2 separate regions of the Homo sapiens genome follow, and region 1 is linked to region 2. A link is a contact called in ENCODE Hi-C or POLR2A ChIA-PET data. All regions are on one chromosome and are shown on one strand. Each heading gives the region's core, a stretch centred on a gene start or an enhancer-like site at or near the end of the contact. The rest is flanking DNA. Distances are from core to core; before and after follow the strand shown.

The links. A loop is a pair of places that touch in the nucleus more often than their neighbours do. ChIA-PET counts read pairs that join two places held with the same protein, here RNA polymerase II (POLR2A). Pooled maps may share reads with other maps.
Region 1: a loop to region 2 is called in a map of heart right ventricle, with 10 times the contacts of the local background. The contact joins the promoter of MAPRE2 here to the enhancer-like site in region 2. A Hi-C loop is called at or near these places in 24 of 168 maps with a recorded cell type or tissue (B cell, CD4-positive, alpha-beta T cell, CD4-positive, alpha-beta memory T cell and 14 more), 13 of 37 single-sample maps with no recorded cell type and 24 of 50 pooled maps. POLR2A ChIA-PET finds 5 or more read pairs at or near these places in 14 of 52 experiments (CD4-positive, alpha-beta T cell, CD8-positive, alpha-beta T cell, GM12878 and 10 more).

Annotation. Positions count from the first base shown.
Region 1 is chr18:35,040,016-35,043,085 of GRCh38, forward strand. It overlaps MAPRE2 (microtubule associated protein RP/EB family member 2), which reads left to right and starts at 1,398. Exons shown (of 7, transcript NM_014268.4): 1 at 1,398-1,646. The coding sequence starts at 1,525. RefSeq lists an enhancer at 1,358-1,507.
Region 2 is chr18:35,083,583-35,086,591 of GRCh38, forward strand. All of the region lies in intron 2 of MAPRE2 (microtubule associated protein RP/EB family member 2), which reads left to right. Among named protein-coding and RNA genes, the nearest start is that of MAPRE2, 44 kb to the left of the region's middle. Within about 2 kb of position 1,254, at least 7 of the 41 ENCODE cell types and tissues checked have a DNase peak (open chromatin) inside an H3K27ac peak, as active enhancers do; they include gastrocnemius medialis, heart right ventricle and psoas muscle, where a contact is called at or near this core.

The sequences.
Region 1 (3,070 bases), core at 148-2,647, 43 kb before region 2:
CAACTCGGTGAAACCCTGTCTCTACTAAAATACAAAAATTAGCTGGGTGTGGCGGCGTGCGCCTGTTATCCCACCTACTCAGGAGGCTGAGGCAGGAGAATTACTAGAACCCAGGAGGCGGAGGTTGCAGTGAGCTGAGATTGCGCCACTGCACTCCAGCCTGGGTGACAGAGCGAGACTCTGCCTCTAAAAAATAATAATAAAAAAAAAATCTCTCCTCTCTGGAGGACAGTACTGAACATATGCAGGGTCTTTTCAGTTTATAATCTAATCCGTAGACTGCACAGTGCTAGCAATTCTGTTCACAGTTATCTTTTCACAACAGTCATCTTGGAAGTACTTGATTCTTACCTTGATTTATAATATTTATTGAGCTCACATTACAGATCATTACTGTCCAGTCACATTGATAAAACCATGTCACTTGGAAGCTCCAGTTCACCACTCCTAGCTGTGTGACCTTAAGCAGTTTACTTAATCTTACTAGTTTACTCATCTTTAAAATGGGAATAATAATAGTATCTGTCACATAGCCAATATATTTGAAAGCGGTATTGCAAGGATATAGAACAGCTTGAATGTTAAGCACTTTCAAATACTAAGTGAGGTGATCACTTTTGTAATTCAAATGGAAATAGAATAAATGTCAATGAATTAATGATCTGTATCAGGAGGCAGCATAAAGAATTTGAATTGGAGGGTTTTGGGTAACTGGTAAAATGGTGGTTATCTTTTTTTAAAAGAAAAACCCTCTTTGGGGATTCCTTTGTACAGATGATCTCTTAATTTGCCATCTTTAATCCTCACATTATTAAAGGCTACATTGATTAGAAGGAAATACAGCTTCCTTGTAGGTTTTTAGCTTTTTGGCTTGTTTTTGGGGAGATGGTTGCTGCTATTTGGAGAAAGGGAGAAAGGCAGAAATTTTAACCTTAGTCTGATACCTTTTCTACAAGCTGGCCACCAGGTCCTTTTTAGGTTTTTCTGAAACCTGACCAAGTTTAATTGTCATGGCATAAAAACTTGGTATTGAAGGAGTTAAAGGGTCTCCCACACCCCTTTGCATGAATCGTTCTTTTGTGTACACAGCTGCAGTGGCAGCACGGGTCGGAAAGGAAATGGTTAGAGGAAGAGCTGGTTTTCAGACAAGGCGAGTCTGCGAGGGGGGCTGCAGGGTGGCCTGGGGTTTTACATGCCAGATGTAGGCCTGCCCCGGTGCCTGCCTGGAGCTGCTGGCGTGGTCACGCCGCGACCCTGTGCGAATTGAGGCGAGGTGATGAGTTAGCGGGTTGCCATGGCAACAGGCTGGCCACGTGACCAGGGTGCTGCTGCCGGCGCTCTGACGTCAGCTGCCAGAGGGCGGGGCCGCAGGAGGGCGGGGCGCGAGCGAGAGCTGGGAGAAGGCAGTGAGCGAGCAGGCGGCAGGCACGGTCCGTGCGGAGCAGGCGAGCGAGCGGGAAGACGCAGCCACCTTCCTCACCAGCCAGCCCACAGCGGTTTGTTCCCCTTCTCGGGAGTGCGCCAATGCCTGGGCCGACCCAAACCCTGTCCCCAAATGGCGAGAACAACAACGACATCATCCAGGATAATAACGGGACCATCATTCCTTTCCGGAAGCACACAGTGCGCGGGGAGCGTTCCTACAGGTAATGGGGCTGGCACGAGAGCAGCGCCGGGGACCGCCGTGAGGGCGCGCGGAAATCCAGCCCGTTATATAATGGAGCAGACACTGCCTGCGACCCCTGCTGCAGGCATGCATTTGTGAAGGCGGTTGTGATTATTTGGTATCTGTTTCCATGTGTCATGTTGGGTTTGCATTGAGGCTCCGCGACTGCAGATGGAAAGCATTTTGTGAATAGGTTTGCTGCCTTCGAGGGGTCTCCCTCCATCTCTTTCCTTCCACACTGATAAAAATGCATGCTGTTTTCCCCCGCTGTCCAAAGGGAGACAGGCAGTAGCACTTCCTTTCCTCCTTCCCTTTTAGATTTTAAAGGAGCCATTAGGTAGCAGTGCCAAAAGGCAGAAAACGGGAGGGTGGGGAGAAAAACGTTTGCGCTTAACCTGGAGAGTGTGCAGGAAAGATGGAATCCTCTAGATTAAGCTGCAGTCTGTGATGTTAAACCGCCAGATTGATGGAGCTTTGTAAGAATTCTGCTCGCTGATTGGTGCAGGGATTGACAGCAGAGGTGATAGTGTCAGACATTCACCAAAATTTTCTCCATAGAACCCTAGGTTTATTAGAAAGAGACTGGACTGCAAAGGACTTGAAAAAAACTGGGCGCTGTTATGCATTTTCTAAGGAGTTTATGGCCACCGCTTGGGTGGGGGAGCCTTTCCTTCTTATTTACAGTAGGAAGGTGATTCCTGGTCTTTTGCTGAGGTCTGTTTTGAGGATGGGACTGATCTTGGTCATTGTATTGTGAGCCTTTTGATTAATGAGTTGGCCTGTACGGTTGGCATCATTTTTACATTAACATATCTGGCAATATGTTCCAGTAGATAAGCTCATTAAAATTGTTTGCATTGTTTGATAAGGATAACAATGTAATGGAGAATGCAGCTAGAGTCTTATGCAGCTCAAGGCCAGACTTGAAGGGAGACTGATAGCTTCGGTCATATTTCCTCTGAAGTTCTTTTGTACTGGGGTAGTTATTTTTAAATGTTACCTTGATAAACGCTAACAATGCTTTTGCTTTGAGGCAGAGCACACATACCTCTAAAGCGCATCCTCTCAGCTGATGAGCAACAGGAAATAACTCTTTTTTTCCTTTTTAGAGCCGTCATCTAAACATTCAGATGGTATTATGGGTAGAATATTGTGTGTGTAAATGTTGCATATCACAAAATAGAACCAGAAAGTACCCTACTTCCTTTCTCTTTGGCCAAAGAAATGCAGTATTTGTTGACTCAAAAAAAAAAAAATTATAAGCAACCTTTGCCCTGTCATCTCTGGCAGTTACATAAATACTTGGAGTTAATTTTGGCTGTGCCCATGAGGTCACCAAAATCTCATGCCTTATGGTTCCAACTAATGTGTTGATATGGCATTCTTACAGATTTCAAGTGCTTG
Region 2 (3,009 bases), core at 4-2,503:
GCTCCCAGTGCCTCTCCTACTTCTTCCTTCTTGGCTCCTCTGGAGAAGCCAAATCATATTTTACCAAGTCAGACACCTTATTTTGGTAAAATTTGATGAGCACATTATCCTACAAGAAATCACTGGTGTTAGAATCTAGGCATGAAACTGAGCGCTGGCCACTGCACCATTAATCAGCAGACGAAAAGAAATCTGAAACCAATGAGATATTTTACTTGCCAGTAAAATCTCTATTTTCTAAAATTTACTTTTTAATAAAAATGTTGATACCTAAATCTTAATCAAGGGCTATTTGTTATATAGGTTTTTACTCCATTGAAATTTCCTTTTGAAAGATAGTAGAAAATACTCTTTATTCTTCCATGATGTTTCTATGAAGAAGCACTTTTAAAATCAATTTGTTACAGTAATATTAATATCTGATCAATTTTCTCTACAGCAGGCCTAACATTTAATGTAGTTCTGCAGGCTTCTTAATAAATTCAGATTTAAACATTACATTACTTTTTGGTGAAACCCTGTCTCTACTAAAAATACAAAAATTAGTCCGGTGTGGTGGCACACACCTGTAATCCCAGCTACTTGGGAGGCTGAGGCAGGAGAATCACTTGAATCTGGGAGGTGGAGGTTGCAGTGAGGCAAGATTGTGCCACTGCACTCCAGCCTGGGTGACAGAGTGAGACTCCATCTCAAAAAAAAATAATAAATAAAATAACATTACTTTTTAAAAAAGTATTCTTGGTTCTTGTTGAAAGCAGGTTATAAACAGAGGATACTGGCACCTTTAACTGCAGTTTGGTGCAGGCCTATAAGATTCTTAAAAAGGTTTTAAGATCATATGAATTAATGAAAAACTGAGGGCATTTATCAGATAAAAGACCAATCACATGATTTGACAAGGCCTTTTAATTAATCTGCTGATGCTCTTAAAAATCTGCCTCTCTGCCTGAATGATTATTACTAGCTTATTTCTTTTCCTGTACAAGAAAAGAGATGAAAATGTCCTTCAACAGTTTATTCTGTGTGTTCAAGGGAAAAGATGGGGTGCTTTTCAGCACTCTCTTCAGTTCACATAAGCCGCCTCTGTGTCTGTAGGAGTTGAAATCTTCCTGCTGGCTATTACTCCTTTTCCTCTACATGGGATCAGTTTGAAAGCTACTTGTCTTTGGACTTATTTACAATAGGAATAAAAAGCTTCTGACAATGTCAGGTAGTGGAGAGAAGCAGGAAGCTCAGCTGAGGACCATGGGAATTCAAGGGAGCAATCTCAGTTGAAACCGGATTTCTGAACTCTTGATCTTTATTTTGGCATTTGTGGCTCGGGGCAGGTAAGGTAAACAGTGTCCAAAGTTCCCCTTAACAGACTGAAATAATACTGTGGTAACTGAAGCTTTCAAGCTGCTCCTCCATGCCAGGAATGTGAAGGATGCCTATGAAAACAACAAAAAGCTACTACTAATTTAATCAGATTTTTGTTAGATTAGAATGATACAGTTGAACTTTGGGATTTTAAATTCCTTTAAAATGTTAATATTTCAAAGCATTATTTCACAATTGCCATTAAACTCCTTACAGCATGTATTTCTGTAGGTAGAGAGATTTCTGCTGATGTGCTGGAAATATGTAACCTTGTATTTTGCAGCCTCACTTTCCTCTTTAGTAAAGCCCTGATTTCCCAAAGGGGAATGCTTCCTTCAACACGAGGTTTGGGCTTAGGTAATAGTTGCAGTTCTGCAGGAACATCAGTTCAAGGAATGATGAGCTGAATGCCAAAATAAAGCTGGGATGACTTTATGATTATTGCGTATGAACAATCTAATATGAAGGAGATTTTTCATTGCTAATATTCAACTACTGGATAGAAAATATGGCTATGTTACTGAGTTTGTTAATGTCAAGATCTCAAAGAGAAGTACATGGAAGATAGGGTCACCAGAACTGAATCTGGAAAGGGTGTGTGTGCCCCCAGGAATATTCCACCAGAGGCAGCAGTGTTATTAGTAAGTCTCCTCTTATATTAACTATGACAAAAGCCAGTGATGGCTAGAAGCAAGAGCACTGGCAAACATCTTGGTCATATGAAGATGAGCATCATTGTCTCCTAATTAGCAGAAATATCAAGTATCCCTTAAAAGAGAACTTGGTGACAGACTGAGAATTAGAAAATCATCTAATTTTAGAGACCAGAGATCAGTCCAACACTGACGTTTTGCACATAAGAATACTGTTGGCTTAGCAGAGTGTGACGACATGTCACTGTTCATTCAAGATGAGAAGGCTCAGATCCAAAGGCCAACATAGTTTTCTGTTTCCTGCCTTCCCATTCTTTGTTGATACTAGCTTGAGATAATAAGCTTTTTTACAAATCATTTACCTGTAATGATTCACATCATGAAGAGTATGATCACATGGATGTGTCCAATTAATTGAGGTTGTTGTGCTTTTCTTCTAACCTTTCATCAGTACCAAATAAGATTATGGAAAGTGAAAAGTTGTAACTAAATCCCTCAGTGATATAGGCATCTCTGTATAATAGTTCCTTGGCCTGTGAGGAAATCAGATGGGCAATTTGAGTAGCTGTTTGTGGCAGAACCCAATCTGGCTTGATGTGTTTTTCCACAGATTGTGTTGCATTTCTGGAAAAGTGCTGTGAGACTTTTTTTGACACCAATAAGATATATATATACATGTATATATGAGATACATATATAGATATGTATCTCATATATATGGGCGATCAATAAGATTATATATAGAGATGATGTTTATTTTTATATACACATTGTATATATGTAAAATGAAATTCTTATGAGTGTATATATACTGAAATGGAAAGTCATGACATTGGAGCAGATTAATGATCTATCAAGCCCAAGATTCTACTATAAATAGAAAAGGTATAGCTGATACTTCTAACACCAGTCCAAACGATTTATATGTTCTCTTGCATTTTCCTTTATATTTCCTTTTAGAATTATCTATAAAAATCTATAAAAATTTCTAAAACTT